Linked DNA regions of Mus musculus: regions 1, 2 and 4 are each linked to region 3. A link is a loop called in an ENCODE intact Hi-C map of the cell type or tissue named here. Cell type or tissue: gastrocnemius. All regions are shown on one strand.

The links. Peaks named below come from ENCODE experiments on the same cell type or tissue, not always from the same donor. Only the 100,000 strongest peaks of a DNase experiment are listed, where the experiment ranks them.
Region 1: it touches region 3 in a loop (6-fold over the local background); 9 of 42 quality-filtered maps call a loop at or near these places.
Region 2: a loop joins it to region 3, with 2.1 times the contacts of the local background. A loop is called at or near these places in 11 of 42 quality-filtered maps.
Region 4: a loop joins it to region 3, with 8 times the contacts of the local background. A loop is called at or near these places in 35 of 42 quality-filtered maps.

The regions. Positions count from the first base shown.
Region 1 is chr14:63,938,798-63,946,797 of GRCm38, reverse strand. Sox7 (SRY (sex determining region Y)-box 7) reads right to left here and starts at 3,092. Exons shown (of 2, transcript NM_011446.1): 1 at 2,805-3,092. The coding sequence starts at 3,042. In gastrocnemius, a CTCF peak has its summit at 3,232 (motif pointing right); a DNase peak (open chromatin) is centred at 3,130; H3K4me3 peaks cover 5,646 bases; H3K27ac peaks cover 6,406 bases.
Region 2 is chr14:63,950,325-63,958,324 of GRCm38, reverse strand. It overlaps Sox7 (SRY (sex determining region Y)-box 7), which reads right to left. Exons shown (of 2, transcript NM_011446.1): 2 at 7,593-8,000. Among named protein-coding and RNA genes, the nearest start is that of Sox7, 11 kb to the right of the region's middle. In gastrocnemius, no CTCF peak of the experiment used is centred here; no DNase peak of the experiment used is centred here; H3K27ac peaks cover 1,167 bases.
Region 3 is chr14:64,044,619-64,052,618 of GRCm38, reverse strand. No RefSeq gene overlaps it. Among named protein-coding and RNA genes, the nearest start is that of Prss55, 37 kb to the left of the region's middle. In gastrocnemius, CTCF peaks have their summits at 3,213 (motif pointing right) and 4,993 (motif pointing right); DNase peaks (open chromatin) are centred at 3,207 and 4,990; H3K4me3 peaks cover 851 bases; H3K27ac peaks cover 3,170 bases.
Region 4 is chr14:63,868,802-63,876,801 of GRCm38, reverse strand. It overlaps Pinx1 (PIN2/TERF1 interacting, telomerase inhibitor 1), which reads right to left. Exons shown (of 7, transcript NM_028228.3): 5 at 4,408-4,500. Among named protein-coding and RNA genes, the nearest start is that of Pinx1, 12 kb to the right of the region's middle. In gastrocnemius, CTCF peaks have their summits at 3,731 (motif pointing left) and 6,912 (motif pointing left); DNase peaks (open chromatin) are centred at 3,749, 4,216 and 6,901.

The DNA.
Region 1 (8,000 bases), 110 kb after region 3:
CCTTTTAGGAGTCTCCTCTCTGTGTATCCCCACCAGTGTTAAAATGCTGCTTGTACTTGGTTTTCTATTCACCATACCCTACCAGTCTGTCCCTTTGCAATCACAAGCCACCTTGGTACACCACTTCCATCTTTCAATGGAACGCAGCCCTGCTCCAGAGAGTTCCAAGGATCACTTACAGACCATTTAAACTGCTGCCGACTAAAACGGAGGTAGGCATCTGCAAATTTAGCATGCTCTCCCATGACTCTAATGTACCCTCAAGTTTCAGACCCTCTAGTGAAGAGGACGAGGCATCTGGCCGGATAAGCCCTGTAAGGAAAGAGAGCATGTCTCCCTACTGGGTACAATACACTTGTGGCTAAGCACAGGGTATGTACACCCTGCCCTGGTTTCTGCCCTTGCCCACACTGGCTGGTTCCATGGGTCAGGATATTATAGGACACTGAGTGCTCAGAGGCAGAAGCTACCAATATCTGCAATTGTTGCAATTAGTTGTCACTTAGAAGTATGTCTCGAAAAGTGTCCACAGCACCAGATGTAGAGATGGCACTAGTTTTGCAAGATGTCCAGAATCCAGACACACCGAGTGCTCTATCCGTGGCCTGACTATAAAATGTGGCTCTGGTCCCCAAACGTACCCAGATGCTCTAGACTTACTAAAACACGGTTTGCACTTTAAATCCTAACAAATGTCTAATTTGTGATACACTTTCTCATTTGTCATGTAGTAGGCACGCCTCAACGTATTCATGGTACACTAAAATAGTTCACTTTCTATTGCTAAAAATCCTTTACCTGGGTTTTAAGGTTGACGTTTGGGAAGCCTGCAGTAGCAAATGTTGGGAGTCTCTCATCTGTGCCTTCCCTCACATGGGCCAGAAAGAGAAGAAAGTTCTCAGGAAGGAGGAGTACAGGGGGGCTGCAGCTGCCCCTGCTAGCAGGCGCTGTGTGGTCTCTAACAAGCAGCAAAGAGCTGCTGTTTTCCCCTTGACCATTTTGAGCTGTACTGCTAAAGGAGGAAAGATAGTCTTTTCTGCAAGATGAACTGCACACTCAGAAAGCCTGCAGTTGTATTCCAGACAGAGTTAGTCCACAGGAAGGTTTGTCTCCCACATCTCTGTCCCTGTCCTCACCCCCCAAATAAGGCAGCCTGGATTCCTTTCCAGGTTCCCCACCCTTTTATCTCCACCAGGGCCTTCCTCAGAAACCTGGTAAAAAATAAAAAACATTCTCTCCCCAACTGGGACTGAACCACAGAGAGATTCATAAAATTCATTAAAAAAGAAAACAATATAAGCTTTCAGATAAAAAAAATGGTTGTAGATATTAGTCTATTTCTTGTTATGCTAATAGAATGGGGAATGTACAGGCTTATTATTTTGTTCGGAGGAAGGAGGCCCAACGGCAATGATCACCAATACACACTGGGTGGAGTTGGCCAAAGATTTGGATAAGAGGTGTTTGGAACCCCACAACTCTCACCAAGTGCTTTTTGGAGCCTCCAGACAGCCAGAGAGCTGGGCCATCTCTCTAGGCTCAGGCCTATTACCAGCAGAAAGCCAGCCCTCGATCTGTGACTCTGAAAGAGGAAAGAGCCCAGGCTCCTACGGAAAAGGGAAGGGCTTCCATCCCAGCGGGGTGGGGTCCAGTGGCCTGTATGCCTCTCCTGGCAGGCCTTGGTGCCCTCTGCAAACAAAATATTTTGAAGGGATCTTACTGGTTAAAATAAATAAGAACCACGTTGAAGGGTAAAGAGATTTGAAGTAAGGTAAGGTTGAAAGTTTTTTGGCTTTGAGACTAATTCAGTGGGTTAAGGCATTTTTTGCCACGAAGCCTGAAGATGTGAATGTCTAATTCCTAGAACCCACATGATGGCAAGAAAGAACTTACTCCCCACCTCCCAGATGTCTTCTGACTGCCCCCCACACACTCATGGTGGCACGAGTGTGCACGCATACACTCACTAACACAAACACATTTAATTAATACGTGTGTGTATAAGTGTGTGTGTGTGTGTGTGTGTGTGTGTGTGTGTGTGTGTGTGTAATGCATATATTAACCCACCCACCCCTGCTCTGAGTACTGGAGAGAATAGAAAATCCAACAAGAACGGGTTCCTTGGAACCGTTTTAGCATTTTCATCCCCAATTCTCTGGCCTGTCTGGTTCCAGTCAGGATTATCTGCGGACAGCACCATAGCTATAAGCAAGAAGCGATGGGATTCAAAGACCCTCTCTGGCTGCTCAAAATTTCTTTTCAAGTTATTTACACTTCTTCGATAAATAGATGAGCGAACCCAGCCTATTCGGGTGGACATCTTTTGTTGCTGATTTTCTTTTTCTTTCTGTTAAATAGTTAAAAATAGAGACGTTTCTCAGTGAGGCCTCAACTGACGTACGTTCGTTATCTTTTTCTCTGTGACAATATCTCTTTCTGATTTTCCCAGTCTACAACGTGAGGAGTGGAGTCTCCTCAGTCTTCCAGCAAACGCCGGTTCCGCCGATTCCACCCAGACTAAACGTATCTGCCCCTCTGAGTCCTTAAGCCCTAGTTCCAGTCCCCGGGACAGGCCGCGGGTCGCTCCTGCTCCTGAGACCGGAGTCTCAGCTCCGCGACCCAGAGTAGGGACCAGTCCGGAGCCCCGTGCTGTTCCTAAAGTTTCACTGGTTTCACCGGTTTCACCGTGGCCCGCTCAGGCCCTGGTGGTGTCTGTGTTCAAATCCCACCCCCACTCCCCACCTTTCCGAACAGCGTTGTCACCCGCGCCATCCTCGCAACAGCTTCGTGCCCCGCGCACTTACCCAGCATCTTGCTGAGCTCCGCGTTGTGCAGGTCCGGGTTCTGCACTGCCAGACGTTTCCTCTCATCCTTGGCCCACACCATGAAGGCATTCATGGGCCGCCGGATCCGGCTTTCCGAACTCTTGTCCCCTGAAGGTCGGGGGACGGCGGGCGGCGACAGCCCATCCGACAGCTCGGCTTCCAGGGCGGGACACTCCAGTCCCTCGGTCCACGGATAGGCGCCCAGCAGCGAGGCCATGGCCGAACGCGGGTCACTTGGCTTCGCCTCGTGGGGCCGGCGCTGACCTGGCCCTCGCTCAGGTCGCGACGTCCAACTTGGCCAGCAGCCTCGGGCTTGGCCCTTATTTATCAGCTTCGGGCCACCGGGTCCGCCAATGACTCTCTGGGGCGGCGCGGCCCCTCCCGGCTGCCCCGCCGCGGCGTCCCCGCTGCGACCTGCCGGCAGGGGGAGGGAGGGGCCGAGCCTGCCCCGGTGCCCGCCCCTGTCCGCCCCTCCGCCTCCCGAGCCTGCCCCGATCCCGCTCCGGTGCAGGTGCTGCAGGGCCAGGAGGAGCGCGCCCACGGCTCGAAGTCACCACTGCTTGGCGCAGGAGTCAGGTCCAGCCCCTGTTCCGTTGTTGGGCTGCCCTCCGCGCTGGGACCAGACTCCACCAAAACTCCCGCAAAGGAAAACCGAACTCAAACAGCTTACACCAGGATACTCGAGGAGGAGAGACACTATCAATATCCCTAGATCGGCCAAGTATGCTGTTGTGAACAGATCACACCCATGGCTTGGGTCATCTCGCCCCAGTAAACGTGGGCAGCCACCAAGGGTCTTAGGTGGATGTGGGATCCACCGGACTAGGGACTCGGCGCACTGACTTCCCTAAACTGGCACTGTGGATCTCTAGAGGGGTCGGGTTTTCTGCTATCCGATTTTCCTCTTCTTGTCTTTGCCCCCATCCCACTCTGCCTGCCGCTGACCCCGGCAGTCTGAGTCTGCATCTTCCTTGCTAGTAGCCCTTTTGCGGAATCCATTTCTGGTGCTTCTTCCGACTCTAGAGGAGCCGCTTTTCCGCTCCTATGTGTCCCAACTACTTCCTTACAGTGGAGCCTTCTCGGTTTCCCCGTATCCTGAATGAGCTGTGGACCGGGAACTTGAGACCCTAACGCACGCCGCGGCTGCTTTGGCGGTTACATCAGCGCCTACACACAGTAGGCATTCAAGAACTGCCGAATGAGTGAATGAACGAATGAGTGAAATAACGAGCCAACATGCTTTAGACACACCCCACTGTAGAAACACCGCAGGGGCGGGGGGCCTAGTTCCTGGAATTAGACCCACAAACATTTATGGCGCGCCACCCCATGTGGAGGCTCCACAGAGGCGACCTTCGAAAGAGGCAGAGTCTGAGCGGAAGACAGTGGTGTTGGGTGTGAGACTCTGTCTTGAGTTACTGAATGCGTGACAGCAAGTCCGGTATCTCCCAAGACCTTTCCTAATCCTAAAACCCGGCGATAAGGCTGATCTCACAGGCGGTGATGAGGTAAATACAGTGAGCTCTGGCTGTGTAATCTTTGATGGAGATGCCTCTCTAGTCTCAAAGTCCCTGTGAGGTGACTGAATTTGCTTACAACGTGCAAGGCGGCCAGTGCTGAGACGCTGTAAATGTCCGGAGAACTGCAACTTCTCCGACTTTAAGACCTAATTTTACCCTCAAGGACCCTAGATAAAATTCATCAGGGCATGTGCTTTCGGCATAAAATAGACTCGGGTCAGGGTCCAGCAACAGGGCTCTAAGGCCGGTGTCCCTTAAAGCCGGTGATCGCTGCCCCACCCCCCACCCCCACCCCCGCTACTGTGCAAAGCCAGGACAGCTACCAGCCAAAGGTGGTGCAGCAGGGAGCTAGTCTGGAAGAGGGTGTCCTGAGGTGCAGGCCGCAGAGCCATCAGGCACCATCCTAGACTGGAAGGTTTGCCCAGCATATCCAGAGGCAGAAGTCTCCATGGGGCTGTTGGGGGTGGGCGCTAGGCCATTTGCAGTGTTGTGCTTCACTGCCACGATTGCTCCCAGACATGCTTCTCCTTGAGAGGTATGGCTTTCTGAGAAAGAGGAACAGGACGACAATGGATCACAAGGGGCCACTAGTTTGACCCTAACTCTGCTCAAGGGACAGGTTGCTTTTAATGCAGCTTCAGAGAGGCCAGCGCCTGTTTGTGGAAATGCTGGGCTCACACAGTGCAGAACCGTTAGGGAAGACTGTAGATACCTTGGCAAACCCGGGGCAAAGAGAGGGGTCAGGCTCGGAGAATACAGGTTGGGAAAGTTGCTTCCAAGTAGTTAGTTTCACACATTGCAACTGGTGATAGTTGTGAGCCTGAAGTCTTTGTGACTTTGCTCCATCGCTGACCGACCTGCTGCTTGGAGCCATCTGTAGGCTGGAACCCGGGCTGGTTGGTTTGCTCACTTTTGTAACTTCATCTTTGTAATGATGTTTCTTCCTCTCCCTCTCCCTCTCCCTCTCCCTCTCCCTCTCCCTCTCCCTCTCCCTCTCCCTCTCCCTCTCCCTCCTCCTCCCTCTTCCTCCCCTCCTCTTTCCCCTCCTCCTCCTCCTCTTCCTCTTTTAAATTTACTTTACATCCCAATTACAGCCCCCTCCCGCCTCTCTTCCCAGTCTCACCCTTACAAATCCCTCCCCCATTGTCCCCACACCTTGTCTCCAGAGAAGGGGAACCCCCCTTGGGTACCACCCCACCCTGGGGCATCTAGTCCCAGCAGGTCTAGGCACATTCTCTCCCACTGAGAATCATCCAGGCAGTCCAAGTAGCGGGGAAGGGACCTGGGAGCACGCTCTTTGGCCAGTGGGAAAGCCGGAAAAGGGTGGAGGAGACGCCAAAGGACACAGAGTTGCAGTGACCCTGGCGCCTCTCACATCTCTGCGAAAGTCATACTTTGCAAAAGTACTGATCAGCCCTGAAGAGTCGAAAGGCCGATGAACTACAGCAGCTACGGCGCCCCGCCCCGCCCTGCCCCGCCCCGCCCCGCCCCGCCCCAGGCATTCGGATGCCGGATTTTGCCAGTGCTGGCCCAGGACTGTGTCAGTGTATTGATCTGATCATTCTAGACTCCTGTAAGAGCTGCAAATACTAGCCTTCTGCAGGCAATGACTCAGAGTCAAGGCACAGGGGCTGCAGCTGGTCATATCAGGGCATAAACCCAAAGTGGCAAGGGATCCCCAGCTCCGTGCAGGATATCAGAGTCAAATATGCAGTACCTGAGAGGCGACCTTGCACACTGGAACCTGTGTGCGGACCATGCTTCAAATTTATCTAACCCAAATCAGGGCCGACCCACACAGGCTACCGGTAATAACCCCCCCCCTCTCTCTGCTCATCTCTTAAATGACATCTAGTTTTCCCTCTCCCTCTCCCCCTCTCCCTCAGTCCTTCTCCCTCTATCCTTCTACTTTCTACCTCTGCAGTTCCCTAGCCCTGGTTTTTCAGGAAGACATAACCTGACCACAGAAACCCTCAAATCAAAGCTTCCTGCAATTTGTCCCGTGAATTCCAGCCTTCATGTCTCCTCCATCTGTAAACTGAAGATTAAACCAGGTTGCGTGTGCACATCAATGAACTGTGAAACAATAGAATGGACACATGGTGAGCTTCTAAAAGGCTTAAAAGGTCAGGCCTTCAAAATGCTCCCCTCAAGGAGAGTTTTTCCATGGCCCTGGGGGCCTAGGAGAGGGAGACAGACAAAAAGGGTCAAAGCTGGCTTGCAGGTTTGCACTTCACCAGGCAGCAGCACCGCTATGAGCCAAATAGCCACAGAGACTGAGCAGGACTTAGCACAACTTCTCAGCCTTAGCCGGAGCAGACAGCAGCTGCGCTGTCCTCACTTAGAGCAAATGTCTCTTGTTGCTGTTTGTCCCTTGATCTAAGCTGGAGGTGGAAATTTTCCTCCCCATCTTTGCTTACACTGATCTGTCTGAATTTGATTGACAGTTCACAAGCTGGTTGCTATTGGCTTGCTCCACTCTGCTTCCATACCACCTACAGGAAGTCCAGGATGAGCTTAGTACAGGGCCATTTCCCAGAGGAGGGAGGCCAGGCTGTGCCTACGAGTGATGAGCATCTACCTGGCATCTCTTGCATCAGCTCCCTAGCTCTCACATGCCCACTCTCCTTGACCCCTCCCCTTAGCTCTCTAACTTCAGGAAGTCTCAGCAGAACTTTTTTCACAATCACATCCAGAGGTCAAGACTTGGCCTGGACGCTGAAATCAAATGGGCCAAGAGCAGCTGGAGCTAGCCCAGCCCCACCTGCTTACTGTGCTCACCACTCATCCCTGGTGACTTCTATTTTTTTTTCTTTCCCCTTTGTCCTTCTGTCCTCCCCCTTCCTTTCCTCTCTCCCCTATACCTCCTTCCTCCCTCTCCCATACTTTCCCCCATTTCCCTCAGTGGGTCCCTCATCCAAAACTGGTCCAGAATTAGCAGCCCCCATTTCCCTACAATTCACTGCCTTAGAGAGTTCCTCTTTTTCAATCCATAGGAAATTTGTTCAAAGCCATTGGTGATAAACCCATGGAGGTTCCTAATTTAGAACAACTTTAGGGATGAAAACTAACAGCTAGAATCTGAGATGTCCCTGTAACTGAGCCGATTGGAGCAAGCAGAGCACAAGGTCATCTTTACGGATCTCACAGATCACAGGATCAAAGGTCCTCTCTATGGGAAGGAATTGTTCCTGGGTGTGAATAAGGTGGACCTTTAATAATTCTTCTGTAATATACGAGTATAATATCAAAACAATGTTTTCTTAAGTTCCAGACACCCCTGGTTCCTATGGCACCCCTAAACCCCCAGGTCCCAGCGCTCTAGTCACTTGCCTGACCAACCCTGCCTCCCAATAGATTCTGAGAGATGACCCAGCAGAAGGAGGACTGTCTGGGCTCTAGAAGCCCAGTACAACTGGCCACTGCTGGTTATGGAAATCTTAACCCACGGAACCTTGTTGGTTCCAGCCAGGTCCAGGGACTCATCTGTGACCCCTGAAATGAAGGGCCTTGTTCTGTGATTCTGCCGGTGTCTGTAAGAGGAACGGGAGAGGCCCAGGCAGGAACATGTCTTCTAACTTAACTTGCTTCCTTCCACTCAGAACATTTGTTAGTTCTCCCTGAAAAGAGCATGCTGCCACACCACTCCTTGGAA
Region 2 (8,000 bases), 94 kb after region 3:
GTTAACTCATCTAAAGGTGGGTTCCTTGGTAACTGAACAATTTGCATGGTTTCTGAAGCCCAAATTCCAGGCGTGGGGCCTGATTGGCTTCTGCTAGTAGAAGTTCTGATGTTCTGACAGTTGGCTCAGGGGGCAAGTTTTCTGTTCTCTGGGGATGCAGAGGGTGGGACTCTGAGACAGGCAGAGTCCCTAGGTGGGACCCCTGGGTGTGCAGATCCCTGCATTTCCTGTGGCTGCTGGGGACACTCAGGCGGACAGAGAGGAAGGCACAGAGCTCTGCTAATCTGGAGAAGAGATTTTCCTCCTAGGAGGCCCTTCCTTGGGCAGGGCTCTTTTGGTGGCGGCCGAGGTGGCTGGCCTGAAGGTGGTGGCCAGGCTCTATAGGGAGAGGCTGCCTTATCAGACAGGAAACACTGGGCTCTGGTCACTTCCTCCCACTCCTGGTCACAGCAGCTCTCAAGGCAGGAAAAGCTCGGCAGCTACTACTCATTGGGTTCTCTGCCTGCCTAACCCCCTGAGCTGTTCTCTAAGCATAAAAAGGGCTTGCTTACGTGCTGTGTGCCCCCACTGCATGTGCAGTGTGTGTGTGTGCATGCGAACGCTGTGTGCATGTACTATGCACATGTATGTCACATTGCATAGGCTCTGTGTGTGTTCTACTTGCTGTGTGTGCACTGTGTATGTGGTATGTGGGTGTACTATGCACATGTATGTGCTATATTCATAGGTTTTGTGTGTGTGCTATGCACATGTATGTCACATATGCAGGGGCTCTGTGTGTGTTCTGCTTGCTGTGTGTGCACTGTGTATGTGGTATGTGGGTGTACTATACACATGTATGTGCTATATTCATAGGCTCTGTGTGTGTTCGCTGCATGATGTATGTGCACTGTGTGTGTGATATGTGGATGTATTATGCATGTGTATGTGATATATGCATAGGTTCTATGTGTGCACTGTATGCTGTATGTGTACTGTGTATGTATGCTTTGTGCAAGTACTCTTATGTGCTGCATGTGTGTCCATGCTATGTGTGTGTGTTGCATGCTCCGTATGTGTGCACACATATATTTGCTGTGTGATGATGCAGGTAGTGTGTGTGCACATGATGTGTGTGTACTCTGTCCCAAGTGTGTTTTGTGTGCTGCCTGTTGTGCATGTTCTCTAATTGCTGTGAGTGGAGTGTGTTCTGTTTAGCTTCTCTGAACCTCATCGCACAGAGGATGTCCTGGAGTCCTGTGCTGGAGCCCCTGGTCATCTTCCCTCTTCCCAGCTCCTTACCCTCTTCTCCACCTCGACCCCTCAGCTGGCTACCCTTAGGTGAATCTTTACCTCACTGAATCCCATCATCAAACCTAACATTGGGTATATAGCAATGATGCCTCCTGCTCAGCCAGGGGAATTTTTCCCCCAAGGGTTCAGAACTGGGGTGAGAGTTTTCTAGTTCCAAGTTCCTTCCATTAAAAATGCAACAGCAGCTTTATGCATAATAGCCAGAAACTGGAAACAACCCAGACACCCTTCAACTGGATAAAGAAAATGTAGTTCATTTGCACAATGGAATACTACTCAGCTATTAAATACAAGAACATCATGAAATTTGCAGGCAAATGGATGGTACTAGAAAATATCCCAAGTGAGGTAACCCAGACTCCAAAGGACATGCACAGTGTGCACTCACTGAAAAGTAGATATCATCCATAAAGTCCAGGATACCCACGCTACACAGACCCAAAGAAGCTAAATAACAAGGAGGGCTCAAGGGAGAATGCTTGAATCTCACTGGGAAGGGGAAATAAATTTGCCATTGGAGTTAGATGGATGGATGGAACTGAATGGGAGAGGGAATGGGGAGTGGAAAGGGAGACGTAGGGAGAACTGGGGAGAGAGGGCTGGGAGAGATAGAAGTCAGGAGGGAAGGCACCTCTAGGACTTGCCAAAGACCTGGGATGGGAGAAGCTCCAGGAAGTCTTTGAGGTTGACTCTAGCTAAGGCTTCTAGCAGTGGGGAATATGGAGTTTGAAGTGCCACCTCCTGTAGTCAGGCAGGACTCCCAGTGGAGGGATAAGGACACCAACCAACACACAAAACTTTCCACCCAAAATTTGTCCAGCCTACAAAAAATGCAGGGACAATGATGTCACAGAGACTGAGGAAATGGCCAACCAATGACTGACTCAACTTGAGGTCCATCCCATGGGCAAGACCAACCCCTGACATTATTAATGATACTCTGTTAGGCTTGCAGACAGGAGCCTAGCATAACTATCCTCTAGAGACCCCACCCTGCAGCTGATGGAACAGCTGGAGACCCACAACCAAACATTAGATGGAGCTCAACTTGGGAAGTTTTATGGAAGATTTGGGGGAAAGATTGAGGGACCTGGAGGGAATAGGGACTCCACAAGAAGACCAACAGAGTCAACTAACCTGGACTCTTGGGGCTCCCAGAGACTAAACCACCAGCCAAAGAACACATAAGGGCTGGACTTAGGCCCCCTGCATATATGCAGCAGATGTGCAACTTGATCTTCATGTGGACCCTTCAACAACTGAAGCAGGGGCTTAACCTGATTCTGTTACCTGCCTGTGGATCCTGTTCCCCTAACTGGGATGTTTTGGTTGGCCTCAGTGAGAGAGGATGTACCTAGTTCTGCAGTTACTTGAGGTGTCAGAATGGGTTGGTACTCAGGGAGGACCTCACCCCTCTCAGAGATGAAGGGGAGGGGGGAATAGGAGCAAGGGCCATGGGAGGGAAGGACTGAGAGGAGTGTGGGCTGCAACTGGGATGTATAATGAATAAATAAATTAATGGAAAAAAATTTTAAATAAAAAACAATGCAATCACAGTGAGACTTTGGCAATCAAGTGGTTCATATTGCAGACTCGGTCACTCAGACTGAAAGAATTCGTAGTATTGCTGGTGTGGTCTGTGCTGCTCTACCCAGGACAGTCAGTCAGCACTGAACACGGGTAGGCTTTGTTCCCAGTCATTATTCATCATTTTCCAAAGAGCCTGACCTAAAGAGAGGTGGCATAGTAGAGCTTTCTGTTGGGTATCATAAGTCATCTGATGTAAAAATCTCTGAAGGTGCATTCAGGCTAACTGTGGGCTGCACCCTGTGATACATGGGGCCTGAGCACAGGGGATTTGAGAATCCACAGGAACCCCCATGCATACTAAGAGTTCTAAATTACAATGGCTGAGGAGGTAGCAGTGGGATGTGACACTGCTCTTCTGTTCTCTTGAGCACAGTTCAGAATGTTACACATGTTCTCTGGCCTTCCCAGAATCTTGAGATGGGGTGGCAGGGCTGGTATTCCTATCTTTTCAGATAGATAGATGATAGATGATAGATAGATAGATGATAGATAGATAGATAGATAGATAGATAGATAGATAGATAGATAGATCTCTAGCTTCTTGAGATCTGTTCAAGAAGCTGTGAGATTTTTCCCCATTTCTGTGATAAGAACCAATGGGGTAAAGAGACATGGGCAAGTAGACTTCTTTAGTCACTCACCCTCCATACGACCTTGTGACCTTGAAGTCACAGCCTTACCATGTAGATCTCATCACCTCTACGACACAATAACTGCCTTCTTGGGGCCTCTGGGGTGACCAGGGCATTTGAAAATGGAGGTAGCAAGATTCTGGTCACATAAAGTCATTGACAAAAGGTCACCAGGGGTTTCCAGCCTTCACATAGTATCTGCTCTTCTTTGTGGGACCCACAGGAGCATCTCAGATTCTTTGTACCAGGAACTGAAGGTGACATCTAACCTAAGCTACCTATATGCTAGCAAGTATAGCTATAAATGCAACCCAACAGATAATCATAAAGCTACTTAAAAATATAATAAATTCTTTTTGCAAGTTTTAAGGTTGAGGTATAGCCTTTATAAATGACATCCTGCTACTGGGTCAGCAGGTTGAACAATCCAATTATGGAGAGAGTCATAGGATGGCCAAGTGAAATATGTAAACTGTGATGTCAGTAGCCACAGAGGAGGCTAGTACAAACATAGATGTCACTGACCAACTCCTACCTTAGGGTGTTGACCGGAACAAGCTATTACCAGTGGGTTGTGTGTCCACATGATCACAATCATAGTACATACAACCGTGTAAGCTGGGAAATGGAACAGGATTATGCCACACATAAAATCGACCATAGGGAAGTAGATACAGCAAGGGGACAACTTCTTTCTCCATTTTTCTATGGCTCTCTCCTTTTCTTTTCTCCTGCTGTTTTTCCCCTTCTCCTTATCCCTTTTTTCTTGTTTTACCCAGAGTCTCACTGTGTAGTTTAAAATAGCGTCAAACTTGTGATCTTTTGTCCTCCTGTCTCAGCCTTAGTATTACTGGCTACACAACAGGATGGGTGGATGATGAAGTCCATCTGAGGCTCTCAATGTTCTTATTAGAATTTTATCAAGCAGGAAGAAAACAGCTTTGTAGAATAACTAAGCCCAGTGATTTGGGGAAAGTTTAACATTAAAGAGTAAAATAATTGTTATAAAAGACATATGAATATATAGACCAAAAACGTTTAAAGCAAGATGGATATATGTAAAAAAAAAAAATTAAAAGAAAAAACTAGTGATGGCTCTAAGTTTTGGATGAGAGCTAACTTTATTTTCCTAAATTTACTTTAAAGACTAAGTCTATATTTATTATTAAAAGAAAGATAACAGACTGACAAGAAGTAGGATGAATGTGTGTGTGTGTGTGTGTGTGTGTGTGTGTGCACAGATGAGTGAATGCAACAAATAGAGAAAAAAAAGGAGGCATAAAGTGAGAGAGAAATGGGAAAAGAAAGAAAAGATGATATATATCATATAGATTATTGATAGATAATTTATAGATGATTGATTATAGATGATGGATGGATGGTAGATAGATAGATAAATAGATAGATAGATAGATAGATAGATAGATAGATAGATAGATAGATAGATAGATAGATAGATTATAGATAACATTTGCTAGATATTGTGGGGTTTTGTTTTTTTTGTCAACTAGACACAGATTAGAGTCACCTGGGAGGAGGGAAATTCAATTGAGGAATTGGCTGTGGGTGTTTTCTTGATAAACAATTGATGTAGGAGGGCTTAGCCCTCTGTGGTGGTACCATCCCTGCACAGGTGGTCCTAGGGTGTATAAGAAAGCAAACTAAGCCATCCACCCAAAGCAAGCCAATAAGTAGCACTCCTCCATGGCTTCTGCTTCAGTTCCTGCCTCAAGGTCCCTGCTTTGATGGACTATGATGTGGAAGTGTAAGCCAAATAAACCTTTTTCTCCCCGAGTTACTTTTGGTCAGTCTTTTATCGTAGCAACACAGAAGTAAATGGGACAGAATAGGTATGTCCTGTTTCATTTCTCTCTCTCCTTTCCATTGTGAAGAAAACAGAAATACTATTTATTCAAAGAGGAAGGCTCATATTCCATCTCCAACCTATCTCTCCATTCTACACTGCAGCAGGTGCAGGCCTACCTCAGCCACATGAACCCGAGAGGCACATGAACCAGAGGTCTTAGGGACATAGTTCCAAGGATGGACCCAGAAGGATAGGGGTCTTTCACCACTACTCAACCCAGCTGGGGTTCTCAAACCTACTCTGGGTCTGCAAATGGAGGACACACAATTTAGTTGAATTCATTGTTGGCCAGTCGCTGTAGCTACCAGGGTCCATGGGAGACTAAGGACCTGCCACTTGGACATTGTATGAGGTATCACTAGACAGGCAATAGTGTGAGGGTCTCCATGCTGGCATGGTTAAACATGGATGCATGAGAAAGGATGGTATTTTCAGAGACCGGTTGGTATTCTTGCAGCAAGATCCACCAGAGGGAAAGAGAAGCTGAGAGAGAAACTTCTGGAAAGGAGAGAATCGGCCATTGGGGAACTAACATTCAGACTGGGCAGATATGACAAGCCTGAAGTTTGTATAGTTGGCAGGAGATGTAATGGTGGGGGTGTGTCTTAGAGAAAAGAACACAAGTGTTTCCCTTTCTACAACATTTGTGAAAATAAAGACTGCCCTGCACATAAGCAAGTGGGAGTTGAAATACAGGGCTCCTCAGCCACAAAGTGGGTCACCTTTGTTGTTCACTGCTTAAGGAACAGGAACAGAGATCTTAAGGCAAAGAGTGACATGGGAACGTCAGCATTTTAGAAAAACAACTTGCTGTCATGGCTTGTCATCCTGTAAGATGACATCAGTCACATTGTAACCTGAGTACCACAGGCAGGGTGCACAGGTAGCTGGGACCCACAGAGACTTTGGTTCCCACAGTGTCCCACTCAGAGCAGAGAACCCTCCTGCCTTCTTGTCGTCTCATCGGCATGGACAGTGTAACCACACTGTGTGTTACAATGATGCATGCCCATTGGGCAGTGCCAAGGGGCATACCTTGACCAGATACTGCCAATTCAGAGCTCAGTATAGCCAAGGATAGTACCTCAGTGCTCTCTGCATATGGCCACCACTGGCCAGGTGCAGAGCATCACGGCTCTGTGTCATCTCAATTGTCACCCATAATTGCTTTCTTCTTCTCTGGCCTGAGATGGTCATGGATTGAGGAGCAGTTGAATCCATGCCCCAGTGAGGCACAGAGAATGGAACCAAGGAGGCTAAAGAAGGGTTTCCACAAGTCCAAGGCTAGTCTGGGCTACCTAGTGAGTTCCAGGTCAGTCTGAGCCACAACATGAGGCCACATCTCCAACACCAAAACCAGGACCAAGGAGAAGCACTAAACCCTCAGCCATGAATGCTCCCAATGAATGCGCCTCATGGGTGCTGAAGCCAACATCCTAGGAGGGTGGCGAGTCTCACGCCATCTCCCACTCGGAACTGTAGTGTCCCTGGCTGTGTAATGTGGTGGGAATGATGAGGCCCACCTGGGCTGTGGATGAGAAACAGTTCAGAAACCTTCTCTAACACTCCCAACAACAATGAAGTGCTACTGAATAATGGGTGTGGGTTATGATCAGCAGAGAAGGATGTGCAGAAACCCAGGAGGGCCCTCGTTGGCCCAGAGGAGCATGGGAAGGGGCATGGCTACCTTTGACTTAAACAAGTTCCTTCTTTACATGAAGAGCAGCCCATATTAGGTGCCATACATGGGACAGAGCCAGGCTGATTTTCCAGGAGCTTTTTTGACTGAGCGTGCATCCTGGACTTTCCCAGCTGTCTCAGACCTTGATTCCAGGCTGTGTGCCTGTCTCCCCGACAGCATGTTGTCCAGTCCAGAGGGCCACTGCATACTGCTACACCACTCAAGTAGGGGAGAGGACAAGATGGTCATTTGCTTAGACTTGGGAAGCGTGCAGTTACTGAATAGGCATGGAGAAACTGCTCATGTGGGTTGCTATGGCTTTCCTTTTCCAATGTCAACAAAAACAGCACTAATGTGTAGAATCGAAGTTTGTCTTTTCAGCACAACTCATAAAGAAATTTAAAACCCTATATAACAAAAACTCCTTAAAATAAAAAGTCGACTCAGAAAATAACGCAAACAATATTACAGGTAGCACTGAGACCTAGTATGAATTTAAAAAAAATACTATTTCAAAGGATAGAATGGTGAAGGTACAAAAAAATTTATTTAAATTAAACATTTTGAAAAATCAATTTCATAACTGTTCCATGCATATTTAGTTTTCTTGAAAAAATGGAACAGAGTAGCTTAATGCCTGTGATAGTGTTTCACGAGATTATTAATATCCATCCGGGACTGGGCACCAGTCAATTACATCATCAACAATTCACTATTTGTTACCAAATGGTATATACAGTAATAGCATAAAGATTAAGTATATCTTATAAGTGATATTATAATAAGACTTCTTGGGGATCTGTCAACAATACAAAATATAAGGTGGACATAATAGCAGAATATAAAAACACATTTCATAAAGGCAATAATATACACGTGTCCAAGGGCAGACAAGAGTCTGTTAGCTCAGTGTTTGGTATGTTCCTTCAAAGGAGGT
Region 3 (8,000 bases):
TCCAAACCTTAGTTTGGGGGCCTGAAATTATTGCTAAGACCCTTGATAATTCTTTTACAATTATTTTAATTTGCATTTGTTCACTTTATGTGTATGAGTATTTACCCTACGTGTATATATGTGTACTGAAGAGGGCTTTGAATCTCCTGAAACCGAAGCTGTGAGTCTCCATGTGGTTACTGGGAACTGAATCCAGGTCCTCCACCAAGCCCATCTTTCTAGCTCTTACTCCTTGCTAATTCTTAAAAATCCCTTGTAACCCGAGCCTTGGACTAAGAACACCAACTTGGACACAAGGTCCTGAGGGTGTGTGGGGTGTGTGTTTGTGTGTGTGTGTGTGTGTGTGTGTGTGTGTGTGTGTGTGTGTGTGTACAGGGTGTGTTCACAGTGGATGATCCTTCACAGTGTGCGCTGTGTCTAGCTCTCTGGGGGACCACCTGCAGGACCGTGTGACCTTTGCCCTTGTATTACAGGATTTATAAGCAATTACAAGTTCTTTCCAACTGATTTCCCACAGTGAGGACTGAACCCATGGATTCTTGCATGGGAGGCAAGACCCCATCCACTGAGCTGCAATTTCCAGGCCCACAACTTCCTTTTGATGCCACTAACTGACTCCAAGAGCCTGGCTGGTCCCAGGCTAGTCCCTTCTATGCCTAGAATATCCATCCAGGTCTTACCCTCTCTCCAGGAAGGCCTCCTCTGACCTGCTGTCTTTTCCTAAAGTGAGATTTAGACCTCAGAGAAAGTGATGGCGACTTATCAGCTAGATCTCCATCCCCCCCCCCACCTCCTTGATATAATGCATGCTTTGCTTACAATGAACCCAAACTTTAAGAGCCAGTTATTAGGTGTTCCTGCGAGGCTGAGGTTACCTGCTGAGGGAAAGATTATTATGAGTGTCCAGGACTTGCCAAGTCAAGACACATGGGCAATAGGCTGTCCTGCTTCATTAGAGGATGAAGTTGTTTGTGACGAGTTGGTACCCAGACAGGTTGGAAGCCAGATGAGTATAGAGTGGGAGCTGACAGAGACCAGGTACTCGGGAGACAGAAGATATATCTAACCTGCTAACTGCACAAGAGCCGAGCCCAGAGCTCAGGTAGTTTTTGTTGTCCCTTCCATAGGCCAGGGCTAGTTCCCCAGTCTTCAGAGGACTCATCAAGAGCAGACCTTGGCTGAAGATGCTCTGTTTGCAGGTGGGGAGTCAAAGGCAGGAATTCCAGGCAGGGTAGCTTAGCCAATCTGGAGGACTTTCCCCAACCTCAGTACTTGCAAAGGTAGTACAGGATTCCTCACAGTCCTCTAGAAGGTCACTCGGAAAAGGTCTCTCTCTGTGTATGCCCCCTTCAGGGCCTTGGAGCCCCTGTGTGCAGGGCCATGCTTCAGTTCATGGCACGGTGAATGGGGATTGTTCCAGGAGATGGTTTGCACTGTACTCTTCTGAATTGTTTGGGTCTGTGCCAGCTCCTTCCCCAAGCAATGCCCTCTTGACTATTGTGTCAATTATGGCTGATGGTTATCTTGCTTGTTTATCCAGTTGCTGTATAGATTGACTCTCTGAATGTCAGGGTTTGCCTGTTTCCATAACAGGAAGCCTCTTGCTGTCTTACTGTATTAAGAACCTCCAGTCAACACAATAGAATCTCAACAAAACCCTAAACACTCTGTTTGCCCGGGAGCCTCATTGAATCCAGCTCTTATTGTTTCATTTAGAGTTGGAATCCTGTATTTACAGTCAGAAGGGTGTGTGTGTGTGTGTGTGTGTGTGTGCAAGCACGTGTGTGTTTAATGAGGTCAAACGTGGCTTTTCACTTTCCAGGTTCCCCACCCAAAGCTCAGCAAACTCAGCAGAAGCCGAGGGCACCAGGATTCTCTAGCCGTAGACCTTCTGACGCTGGAGGGTGGGGACAAGCAGGACAGAGTCCCTGGGGAGCTTCCTCTTGGTCTGCTTGCCTTGGGTCAGAGGAAGAGGTTTCTGTTTGCACACTAAGCCACAGTCAGACAGTAGAACAAAACTGCAGCGTGGAACCTAGGCGCCCTGAGCCCTGCAGAGGAAACAGGATCAAAGGAAAGCCACTGGGCTGTCCCTTCTTGCACTTTCTGTTTATTATCCTTTGTGATGGCTCCCATGCCCTGGGAGTTTCCAAGAAACCCTCTGGGCATCTGATCTGGTTAAATAGTGTGGGTTTCTTTTCTTAATCTCACTTTCTTTCCCATCCTCAGCTTGGCAAGGGACTTAGAGGGGAAACAGCCTTCAGTAATAGATGTGGTTCTTCATGAAGAGCCACCTCATCCAGGACACTTAGCATAGCTACTACTGTTGTGGAGCTCCTGGGAACAGATCTCCCAGTCCGGGAGGCATGGAGCAAGCACCTAGGTACTCGATGTGAAAACTCAAGGGTACCCTTTCACTGGAAACCGGAGGATAAAGTCTTCCTAGAAAATGCGCCTATATGCCATGGGGTGCAAAGTCCTGCTACTATTAAGCCCTGAGAATATCGTAAATATAAGCTTAGGCATTCTTAATTGGTTAGTTAAGCCAATAAAACAGCTTGTGAAACCATCCACATGGGCTAAATGGGGGATTGGATGTGCTGTCTTCCTGAAGATCCAAAGCTGATGCTACCCAGTCCGCTGGAGCCAACTAAGTAGACAAAAGTTCTTTGGCTTTTGACGATGCAGCAAATGTAAATATGTTTGTATCTTGATAGATCTCTAACTTTCATCTCATGCAAAAATCTAAATAGTTACCCCTTAGTATCCATAGGGGACTGATTCTAAGGTCCCACACAGGCAGGGGTCCAGACCTCCAGAAATTCAAGCCCCTTATAGAAAATGGCATATTCTTCGCATGAAACTCATGCGCATATTTTAAATCATCTATACACTACTTATCGTACTTAACATGATGTGAATGTTATGTCAGTATTTGCTCTGATGTATTGTTTAGGGAATAATGGGGGAAAATGTCTGCATGTTCAGAACAAAGACAGCCAATGTAGATAGACCTAATCTAGCTTGGTGTCCACAAACCCTTCACTTCTCGGACACAAAACTCCCGGTTTCTGAAGACCACTGTGTGTGGCTTGTGCAGAAACCTCTGTTTTGGTTGAAGATGCTTGGTGTCTTAACCTGTTCCACTTTCCCCTGTTGACAAGGCTCCAGGCAAAGTAGCTGCCCTGGGAACTGCAATGCAAGCAACAGAGCAGTAGAGGGCACTGCTTACCTAAACACAACTCATGAACCCAGCAGGAACTAGAATTCTGATCCCTAAGGGTGATCAATCATCCAAACTGTCCTCAGGGCTCCTCCAAGCCCTGTCCAAATCAGGCCACTGAACAAGAAAGCTCTTGGATCACAAAGAGCTTCCTTGCCTTGCCCAGGAACTCAGAACTCAAACCTGGTGAGCCGTCCTCTGCGGAGAACCGTTCACACCAGCCTGTGGCCATTGTGTGGTGTTTCCTCCTGTTCTTCTTGTTCTGTTCCACTGACTTTGAACCTTGCCTTCACATCTCAGGAGATCAAATTACTTCCTTCACGATGCCTCCCCTTTAGTATTCTCATTTACCGGGCAGTCACTGCCGTGTTGTTGTCTTTGGGGTGGAGGACAGGGTAGCGTAGGGATAGTAGTACAAACTGCACCCACTTTAAACCTTGGCAGAGTAAGATTAATATTGCTTCAGAGACAAGGAGAAAGATGGGTCTCGGAGTCACTCTCACTAGGCAGCGCTTCTTGGAAAATGACCCTGACAAACAGACAGACAGACACACACACACACAGACACACACACACACAGACAGACAGACACACACACACACACACACACAGACACACACACACACACACACACACACAGACACACACACACACACACACACACACACACAGACACACACACACACACACAGACACACACACACACAGACACACACACACACACACACAATACCATTGCCTCAGGGGCAGCCAGGCCTTTGTGGGTACAGTCACAGCCTGGGTTGAGTTTTTGGCCTTGGTGTGCACACCTTTCATCCCAGCACTTGGGAGGCAGAGGCAGGTGGGTCTGAGTTTAAGGCTGGCCTGGTTCCCAGGCTAACCAGCGCTATAGAGTGAGACGGTGCCACAATAAGTAAACACACAAAAAGTCAAAACAAACAATGCAGGTCCTGCTCCAGTGGGAAATGCTCATCATGGAGGGAACCCCATGGGAACTTGGGAACTCTGTATACCTCAACTTTCTTGTGAGCCTAAAACCACCTCCGATGATAAAGCCTTTATCAACATATGCTAATTGTGATTTATTTATTCTTTCCAAATGAACGTTGACTTCCAGACCTATGGGCTCACGATCTCACCTTGTTTTCCTGAAAGACCTCCAAACTGTTGAGGAACCACCAAGCCCAGCTCTCCCCATCTGCAGATCCCAGGATGCTTGTGAGTTTAGGCTCACAACTCTGTCAGCGTTCCACTCGGAGCATAGATGTCACGAGGTTGAGATAGCACTGATGTGCCCTAGTGTCCTAGGTGTCCTAGCGGCACATGGAGTGTGTGTGCATTCAACGTTCCACGGTAACCAGAATGCAGAAGCAAGGGGCTTTGAAATTCTTTGGGGCAGTGACTTCCTGCTCTGATGTGAGGAGACCCTTCTGCATCTATCTTGTCTCCAATCCTAGAGTTTCTGTCTTCTTAAGGGCTTGAGTCTTGTTAGCTCACAAGTGTCATGAACTTTTTTTGTTTCTAGAAATTTCTAGACTCTGGGTACATAAAATTGGTGAAAATTATGCTATTTTCTCTAAATTCCTACTTGACTGGGGTAAGGTAAGGTGATATTTCAGAAATTATGATACACAGAGGATAGTGTGATTTTCTTCACAAAAATCCACATTTCTGATTTCCCCCAGGCAGATGAAAGGTGGGTGGTCTCAGACTCAGGGCTCAGAGATTTCCAGGACAAGACCTGACCAAGAAGCTGTAATATCTGATGTTGCCAGCAGGGGGCGAGGGAGATACACCACCTGTAAATGAAGCACTAACCTAGCTGCTGGTGTTTTGTTTTGTTTTTGTGGGTTTTTGTTTGTTTTGCTTTTTGTGTTTTTGTCTGTTTTGCTTTGTTTTGTTTTGTTTTTCAGGGTAATAGAACAGCTGGGAGGCTTCTCCTGTACCCATAAGCCCTGATGATGGGTGCTACCCGAAGAAGCAGAAAAGAGCTTGAGACCCAAACTTTGAGAGGGGCTGCCCCAGACCTCTTGAGGTCTCTCTCACTCTCCTGGTGGATGAGACAAAATAAAACACAGATTGCCTGATTACTCTTGCATTTCAGTGTAGCATTTAAGTGTTTGAGCTAAACATTACATGACTATATCTGTTTTGTTTCATTTATTTGAGATCAGCTCAGTATTAGCCGAGGATGACCCTGACCCTCTGGTCTGCACCTCCAGTACTCTGGTGTTTGCCACCATATCATAGGGATAAGACATTTTTAAAGCTCTTATTCACTGATTTAAATATTCAAATTTAATTAGGTGTCTAATAGTTTAATTTGTTGCATCAGCACCACCCACCTTCCTTAGTGCCCAAGAGTATTCTAGGCTAGTGCAGACCCAAAACAAATTGCTCCCACTTCCTGCTAGACCTTGTTCCCCAATCCCTGGGTAGAAGCTGTCATATTGAGTCTAAACCATTCACTTCAGAAAACGGTTCAGGAACTACAGATGGCACCGTTCCTCCCAACCACCAGCCTAATGTCCATTAAGAGCAGTCCCTGAAGCGTTTTTCTTTTCCCTGCCTTCCTTGACTTTCTCCATAGCACCAGCCTATGCTTCACCGTCATGGACCAGAGATTTCAGTTCCCGTGGGACATCGCAGTGAGGGCAGAGACCCAGCAGTGCCACACGTGCCTCCTGAGGTCACCAGGACTAGAGTCTGTTCTTCTTTATTCTCTCCTTTAACAACCCTGAAGAGAGCAGGGTCAGCCAAATGTTGCCCTAGTGGACCAGTTTGTCCGGGCTCTGGGATGGGCCTGAGGGGCCGATTGTGTGGCGGGACACCTGGCATCCACCACCCAGGCGACAGCCTCAGTGGTGGCCATGCTTTCCTGTGCAGCCACCACAGTGTGTGGAATGCTGATAAGGGAACAATGTAGCAGAGGAAAAGTGGCAGCACTTGGACAATGAGCAGCGGGCGGCAGCAGGGGCTCTCCCAGGCTGTGGCTCAAGGACTGAGTCCCAGAATCAGAGCCGACTACCCTGTGTGGGACAATGAGCTGAGCGGCTGGCGGCGGGGCGGGCGGCGGCGGCGGGGGCGGTGGGGGGCTCTCCCAGGCTGTCGCTCAAGAATCAACAGAGACTACTCTCTGGGTATTGTAAGCTCTATTCCCCAGGGGAGCTGCTCCATCCAGGAGCTTCCCCTGCCAGTCAGCCTACAAGCCTCTTTTCTTTTCACCGTGGAGCAGACAGAGCTACGAATCCAAGAAGGGCTCTTGCAACCGTCCCATGCTGGATGGCAAGAGCTTCCAGGAGAGCCCAGAGCAAGCTTCTCCAGTTCTTTCCCGTGTTCCCCAGTAGTTAGGGCATGAACTGAAGACAAGAATCAGCACAGAGCGTTCAGTTATAACTTTGAACATAAATGGGCTAAATTCCCAACCAAAAGACACAGACTAGGGCCACTGAGATAGCTCAGTAGGTAAAAGCACTTGTGCCAGCTTGACTACCTGCATTCAAAAGACAGTGGTGGAAGGAATTGACCAACTCCTGAGTATTCTTCTCTGGATTCCAGACCCAGGCATTGTCACATGCATGAACACACACATATGCACATGCACAGAATTATTTTAAAAATATAAGCAAGTAAGATGGATTTGAGAAACAAAAACCATATATTTGGTTTTGTTTGTTTGTTTGTTTGTTTGTTTTGTGAGACAGGGTTTCTCTGTGTAGCCCTGGCTGTCCTGGAACTCACTCTGTAGACCAGGCTAGCCTCAAACTCAGAAATTCGCCTGCCTCTGCCTCCCGAGTGCTGGGATTAAAGGTGTGCACCACCTCGCCCAGCCCCAACCATATATTTGTTATCTTCAAAAAACATATGACACCATCAAAGTCAAATTCAGCCATAAAAAAGGCTTTTCACCCCACTCTGGAAGTTAGACTGAAACAAATAAGATCTTAGGTAGGCCTGATAGTCACTTAGACAGGCTAGCCCTTGGGGGCTTTAGGGAAACCACACACCCTGAGACTTGTGCCCAATAAGACACCAAGCTGCCTCATGGTTAAATGATGCACACATATCACCCCATTTGTTTCCCGGAGGTTTAGCTACCTTGCAGCCAAGACATACTTTTTATAACAGGAGAACTGTCGTTGGCAGTGCACAGAACACAAGGGTGGTGGATATAAAATCACTCCCTGTGGGATACAGCCACTGTAGACCCAGTCCCTGGTGCAGGAGAAGCCTTGTATGTCTGCTGTCCCTTCCTGGTCACAGCTCAGAGCATGGTTTACGACCTGCCTGGCCCTTCATTGGTGAGCCTGCCTTCTGTGGATCAGGGCTTAGAGCAGTTTGCAAAAGGTGAACAGCATTCTAATGAAGAAGTAAAAGTAAAGAAGAGAGTGACGGAAGCAGCAAAGGAAGGCACAACGGAGCCAGGGATGTTGTGTGCTGAGGTTCTGTGTGCACCGTGAGGTCTGGTGCCCAGGACCCATACCAAGAGGAAAGCACCAGCTGCCACAGGGTCTGAGGCTGCAGCTGGAGGGTCTCAGTGTCCACAGCCAGCAGTTCCAGGCCTGGCTTTCACTGCAAAACCAGAGTATAGATAGAGGCCTGTCAGCAGATGCCAAGAAGGACCACTGAACCTGGTTCAAGGACACAGCCTTGTGTATCTGGGCCTCAGGAAGGACAGGTTTTAGCGTGTTAGAGAGATGGGAGGTTTGTGCCCCTACAACTCTCAGCCTACCCTGATTCTGTTGGCTCCTGGTGAGGTGCCAGGGAGCAAGGAGTGGGA
Region 4 (8,000 bases), 180 kb after region 3:
CCTTGGGAGGCAGTGATCTATCCTCAGCTGCCGCCAGTACAATCCATTTCCTAGTGCTAAGCACATTCACTGTGGAAGTCAGCTTAAGACGGCTCAGAATGAGCATCAGAAACCAAGCATAACAACACATGCTGTAATCCAAGCACCCCGTAAGCAGAGGCAAGAGGACTGGGCAGTCGAAACCAGGGTGTGCCACATAGTGAAAGAAACACCAACTCAAAAACAAACAAGAACCCTCAAACCAATGGCCAGCTCCCTTTAACCCAGCCCCTAAAAAGAGGAGCAACCCTGAAAGAAACATAAATTTTTATAGCAATTTCACTGAATGCAAAAGTTCAAAGAAAAGAGAGAACTCAGGGCCACAGTTCACAATTAGTATGTGAAGAAATAAACACATTGAGATTCAGAACAAATCTCAGACTCAAAGGGAAGCCAGTAATGTTCAATGGAAGTGCTAGGGTTTCTAGGCTTCTAGTGATGGATTCTTGGGTCAGAAATGTCTATCCTCTAGCAAAGTTCATTTAAACGTAGAAACCAGGGCTGTACAGAACCTGCTCTGGATTTAATCTGAAAAACAAGAACACAGAAAAGAAATGAGAGTCAGAGTCCGTAAGGAAGACACCTGTAAGTGGGTACAATGGCAAGACAGCTAGGATTTTGAAATTAGAAGTCAGCTAATAGTCCTGACTGAATCGTATATATGTGTTATGAACTTATGGCCACTCTTGGACAAAATACACCTAGTAAAACTCATTTTTGAGTGGATGTTAGCTTTAGTTCTGATCTATGGTAAAAATCACAACAAAGACTGATGACAAACTTAGATCTTTGACAAATGACAAACAGGGCAGAAAACATGTGTTATCTACCTAGCTGTGGCTGTTCTAGCTCAGCTACAACTGTATCTGGAGAACCAGGAAGAAAGGCTTCCAGGAGCCGCAGACATAAGGAAGTCCATTCGAGGCTGGGTGTAGGTTTTTACAGAGGAATGCTGCACCGAGGACAGCAATCAATCTGTCACTCTTTGGCTATCAATCACTGTTATCAGCTTTTCCAGATCATCACTGTGGTCACTGAGAGGAGGCTGTGACTCCCAGAGTGACAAATGCCAACTGCACCCACTAGTCTGGCACCTGGAGAGGAAATGGACTATAACAGGTATAAGATCAATGAGGTATAGATAGTCCTAACCCTAAAGAAATGTTGCCTTAGTAAATATGTTTGTTAAATTAAAAAACAGGTTTATCTAGGATACATCAAAATTCATTTACATGATTCAGTCAAGAATACATTAAGTACAAAACCAATATCCCTTACAACTCGGGTCTCACTGTGGAATGTAGTGAGTTTTCGTTTCTTTAAAAACATAATTATGTTATATGAATATGTTTTTGTTTTAATCCCAGGTGTGGGATATGGGGCTGCTTCAGTTTGTCCATAGCCATTAGCTATAATTATCTCATGCTCTGGGAGGGGCATGATCTTTACCAGCTGCAGACCGTTTAATTCTGGGGGTCGCTGGAGAGGATATAAATGAGAGAGCCCTGAGAAAGCCTGTGGTGGCTGCTGCTCCACCTGCTTCGGGGCTTGCTGGATTGCTGGCTTGCTATTGCTGGATATTCTGATGATGAAGATTAGACTTGCCTCAAGGAACCCGACAATCCTAATCAGCAGGAAGTAGTTTAAAGAGGTCTAAGCCCCTCTTTTCCTCTAACCTTCTTTCTCTCCTACCTTGTGTTGGGGGTTGAGAAGGATTAGGGTGGAAAAAGGGTTGGAAGTATGATAGACATAAGAACCCAATGAAAAAGTAAAAGAATACACCAACAGTGGGAGGAGCTAGATTTCAAACAAATATAGATGATAGTAACTTAAAATTACGTAATTAATTATTCCAAATCAAATCACCAAGTAGAAGCTACAAAAAGAAGTAATTATGCATCAGGACAAAGACTAATGTAGCTGGAATTTAGGCAGTAGCAGATATTACAGTACCACTTGCTCTAGCCAGGCATTTTGTAGTTTTTCATGTACATGAGGCTGGCTTTAGGTGCAGAGATCTGCATGCCTCTCTCTCCCACTGCTGGGACTAAAGGCGTGTACCACCACAAAGGCTTCTCTTGCTCTGGGAAGGTCTTCAGCAGGCTGTACAGAGGCTGTACAGAGGAACTGCCTTCCTACATTTTAGTTTTCTGGACCACATAGGGGCTTATGATGACTCATCCTCATTAGCAAAGGGAACTAGGAACCTTCATCATGAACATCAAATCCCCTATTTCCACAATGCTGGAAGAGCATGCGTTCCATAAGAAGGGTCATGTCTCAAAAACCACAGAACAGAGCCTTACTGAGCTTCATGGCAGCTTGCAAATACCTCCTCTGTTACAGAAGAGGAAACAGAGTTTGAAGGAAGGGAAACGGTTAGGGAAGTGTCTGGGAGAGCACCAGCCAGAAGCCAGCTTCCGCAGACCCAGACAGGCTCCTTTAGGATAACAACAGTTCATGTTTGTCATTCATACCCAGAGACAAGAACAACTGAAAGAAACAGCTTTTAGGAAATTAAAAGAACTGTAACACCAACTTGCACTGGATGGTGCAGACAGTGGTTATCTGCTGTTTCCTGTACTACCTAGATTTCCACTCCTTTTTCCTCTTCCTTTCTTATTCCCAGCCTTTGGGTCCTCTATTTCCTGACACCTCCTCTCCCTTAGCACAATGCACCTTCAGCTCTTTCTTCTCTGCACAGTAAGGCCTCCTTTCTTCATGAGCAGGGCTGATAAATATGCAAACCTCACTGTGAGAGAGAAATGAAGGTATAACACACCAAGCAGTCTGACAGGGTCACCAGCAAGGGAGTGGCTGAACCAGGAATAGAAAGCAGACACAGCCAGTATCCAGCAGATTAAAGCAACTTAGGGAGGTTCATCCTAACGTCAGCAAATGCTTCAGGTGAGTCAGGTATGCAGTCAGGTTCTAAAGGACAATCAAAAGACTACATGCATTTAGAGGGGAGGGAGTGGGGGAGGCTGCATGTCATCCAAAGTGAATTCATTTGTGTGCTCTGCAACACCCTTCTGCAGTGTCTGTAGTCTTCCTATAGTGTCTAATGAAAAAAGAAGGGCTGTTTACGGGACCAGGGACTAAGGGGCAGCAAAGTAGTTTTCTGGTCTATAACGGGTTATGGTGTGGTAAAGATAAGTCCTGATTAGAAGCCTCATGAGCCGCCAACAAAAAAGTGTTTGCCTATGAAAAAGAAATGGATAGCACAAAGGAGCCCCTTAAACCACACAGGGAACAAAGGGGATTGCAGCTCTCCTCCCACAGAGCCTGGAAGTCACTCTGTTCCCTAACCCCAGGCTCTGCCATGCCTTTCACTTCTTCCAAACCCAGTTCTATCTGTTGGGGACCTGGTCCTGAAGGAGAGCTACTAGCAACGGTTTCCAGTCAGAAATGTCTCCCACAGCAATTAAGGCAGGTCCTAGGAGTTAAACAACCCCAAAATGCCAAGACCAAGGCAAAGAGATATGTTTTTCCTGGCATAGAGACAGGAACAGACATCCAATTTCCCAAAGAACAATTAAATAGTGTATGGATACCACAGAGCAGTAACCATCACACCTAGCGCACACGAAATACAGCATGTAATAAATAGCTTGTGGCCATTCTACAGAAACATCTGAGACTTGTTTAAAGCAAAGTAGAGGCTTCTCATCTGTACACGACTGCCACCTAATGGCTATAGAGGAAAGGTGCACCCATCAATGAGAAGCTACATGGGGAAGGTGGGAATGTGCCAGGAAGGCGGTGAGGAGCAAAGGAGGGTTTGTTGCCCAATTTCCAACCACTGCATATCTTGACACCACCCTGGCCATGACTATGAGATGCCTACAGCGATACTCCATGAGATGGAGAACTTGTGGAGACTCTGTGTCATTACAGTGTAGATTTTGATATAATTAATGATCCAAACTGCCAAATAACAGGAACTATCCTCCATAACCATTAAGAACTGAACAAAGGCTAAAAGCCTTTTGTCAAGATGAAGAACATAAAATCAAATTATTTTCTCATCTAGCTACATAGCATTGCCATCTCCTCTAACCAGACACTGACTTCCACTCTCAGCCGACACAGGACTTACCCAGTCTGAAGCTCCCCTGGGCTGTTCTTGGAACCACTGCACCCCAGTTTGCACTTTAATAAGATTCCTGGCAAGTCAGCACAGGGAACTTGCCATCACACTGAGCCCTTGGCACCCAGGGCTGCTGCAGATCAATCCACCAGGCTGCCCAGACCTCCCGTTCAGAATTTCAAACAAGCAGCCATTGCTCAGTGCTGGACGAGAGTCACAGTGCCTCAAGAAACCCAGTGCCAAAATACATACTCCAACAAGTGAATGCCAGCTCTCACCTTTTGTGAATTTCATATAATGAACCCGGTTTTTGGAGATTTTGGATTTTTCTTCAAGGCTAAAAGATTTCTTTTCCTTTTTGTCTGAGGAATCTTTAAAAAGAAGTAAAATATTAAACATTGTGTAATTCTTTCTCTTCATCAAAGATGTTACTTACATAAGCTTTATAGAAGTGTCAAAAACTTATTACTGAACTGTTACCAAAGAATTGGATTTTTTTTTTTTTTAAGTAAAGTCAGGCAAGGTTCTCTCTAGCCAATAAAACCCTCAAAGAAGAGAAATGAAAGTATCTTCAGACCAGAATCTACACATGACTATTCCTGGTCTTACACGCAGCAGTACAATACTGAGGTAACACGAAAGCTTTTCAACATGGCTAAGTGCACTGATACAGCCTGATACTAGAATATCATTTAATCACCTGCAGTAAGGAGTGGTGGGTTGACTCCATCAAGCCCACTGAGGCACACCTTAGGTAGCCATATCTCCCTAGGAGTTCCCAGTAATTTCAAAACGGGGCATGAAGCAGAGCAGGCTGGGAACACCGTGAAGACAGTACTTCCGCTTTCAGACAGTGCTCAGCAAGGTTACTAAGTGCTCCTTAAGCCACTGCACTGGGTCCCACCAGAGCTACTCTCGGTTTCAAAGACACCTTGTGACCTGAGCCTGGATTGAGCCAGGGGATCACATTGTCTCTGGGAGTCCACAGGCATTCCTCCAAGGAGAGGGCCACAACCGACATGGCTCTCCTTTCACACATGCTTTATACCACCTTAGGATCCCTTCTCTGGGATCAATGAGGAACCCAGATACGGTTAACAGGCCCCCATCTTTTCATCAAAACTACCTTTCAACTTAACAAGACACAAGGCCAGAGACTTTCCTGCTTTATTTATGAATACTTACCAGAATTTATAATATGTTTTCTGGTTATGCTAATAGTAATATACTAATTATGATAACTTAACCCAAAAGAAAGCATTAGTATTAAGTGTTGAGTTCACTAGGAAACAATGTAGCCCATTATAAAAGTGTTTACAGCTAGTCATAGTGGTACAAATTTATAATTGAAGTACTTGGGAGACTAAGGCAAGAGGATCATGAATGTGAGGCCACCACGCACTACCTAACAACCCTAACTCAAAACACAATTATATAAAAAAATTAAGAATAAACATATTACCTTAAGATACAATGGTGTACATGAGATGGAAATGTTATTTCAGAGGAAAGGAATTATGAACTAGAGCCTTCCTGGCAAATACAGAAGTATGTGCTTACATACTTTAAACAGAAGACAGTGGGCATCAACCTCTGCCATTCACCACAGGCATCTAGGGTTGCTGTAAGTGTTAGGGCACACTTTCAAAGCTCTTTTCGGGGATACCTGAGTAAAAACTTTTGAGGATGCTGCTTCAAACCACACATTTACATTTAACAACTTCTCAGCAACCCACTCTCCACCCCAAAATATTTAAAATAATGAATGACAAAATATCAGAAGGTTAATATGCAGTTACTATGGCAGAAGAAAGTGCCCTCGAAATGCTAATGTGAACCTGTTAAGCTATGCCTAAGCAAGACAGGATAGCTCTTCCCGTGTGTACATGCACACACACACACACACACACACACACACACACACACACACATAAGATTACAGACTTGTTTATGTTGATGTCTGCATGTGTGTGTGTGTGTGAAAGCATACGCACGCTTGTGGAGGCCAGAGCATGATGTTAGGCGTCTTTCTCCATCTTGCTATATATTATTATTTTGAGAAAGGGTCTTTCTCTGAAACCAGAACTGACTGATTGGCTAGGAAGGTTGGCCAGTGAGCTCCAGGGATCCTCTTATCTCTCCTCCCCAGTCCTGGGGTTACAGTCACTACTAGTCTTTTTTTGGCATGGCTGCTGAGGATCTGAACTCACGTCCTCACGACTGTGGAACAAGTACTTTATTGACAGCCCCTGCCCTTTCTGCTTGTATAACATGGGCTGACCATGTACTGACAATTTACACGAGGCTCACACTGAACAGACCCTCCTGCCTCTTTCTCCCTAGTGCTGAGATTTTAAACACACTACCATACCCAAGTATGTGAGAAAGGTAACTTTTAAAAATGAAATTTAAAAGATCATTCTGACTCTTGTGTTCTACAAGAGAACAAAACAAAAGGTCTGCTTAGCTATAAAACAAACAGTTTGAATTTACTAAGGGATCTTAACAAGAGAAAAGAATGCTAGGTTCCTATGTCATCTACCAATGAATACGATGTCAAGCAATGCACGAGTACGGTAAAAAAAAAAATTCAGGTGGATGAAGACAATGCATTCAAAAAGGATGGCACCGCAGAAAAACAAGCTCTGCAGGTCTGTCCTGGGGACAGGCTTTCCCTAAAAGGAATCTTCTGAGAGCACAGTTCTGGGTGGCAGTGGAGTCACAGACAAGCTTCTCTAAAAGCATTATCTGGGCAGCAGGGCTACTGGCCCCCTCTAGTGGCCCAGACAGGAAATATCTACAAGTTGGTAGCTGCATGCAGCTTTGACATCATCTAAAATACTACCAGGTTTGGGCACCAAGGAAAGTGAAGCCCATGCAGACTGACCCTGGAGGAGGATGAAGAAGGCCAACTATCATTTGTGAGGTCAAGCACAGCCTTCCTTACAAACAGCAAAGTTCCCTGGGTCCTTCACAACACCCACTGCCTGCCCCTGCTTAAACATTTCTGGGAGAGGCTGTTGCAGATCCCCTGCCAGCCTTGGCCATCAGTGTGGGACAAGGGAAGTCTGTCCTGAGTGAGCCAGGGTCCCAACAACTGAAATGGCACTTCTCACTTAGAAAATAGTGATTATGACACCATCAGACTGAGGAAAATGGAACTTTCCAGATAATTCCTGAAAATCTGAAAAAGAAGCCACCTCTTCTCTATACACACAGCCCATCCCAGGTCTCCCTTCTTTGTGGGATCTTGGAGATCAGTTCTTAGAACTCTGTGACCTGACAGTTACGAGCACTCTCGGAGGCACTAAGCACTAAGCACTAAGCACTCAGTGACAGTAACAGTGCCGAATCCAGCACAGGACAGTTTTCGCTGACTAAGAACAAGGGTGTGGACAACTGTGAGAAAAGGATCCCAGGTTCAAAGGTCCATGAGGACACTAGTGACAAAGGCATCTCATGCCTGAATGACGTCCTAGTCATGACACTCTGACGTCACCAGATGCTCACCAAGGCGCAGTTTCTGGTAGTCAAAGGCTTAGCTGACTTTCATCTTAGTATTTACATAGCATTAATTTCGTATGGTGTATTTTACTTTATGCCAGAAACACTCAAGAAATGTTCACAATTCTTTCTATCACAATGTGTACATAGCATATAGATACACTTAAAACCAGTATAGTTGAAGAATTATAAAGTGAACCCCTTCATCACCACTTCCAGGGGCAGACCACCAGCACTATCAGTATCTAGAAGCATCCAAGTGCCCCTTCTTAATATGCCCTGCTGTTTCCTCCACAAAAGCTAAGCATTCTTTGCTGTGAGCCACAGCTGTTTCTGCTGCAGAATGCTTAGTCATGGTCCTGGCATT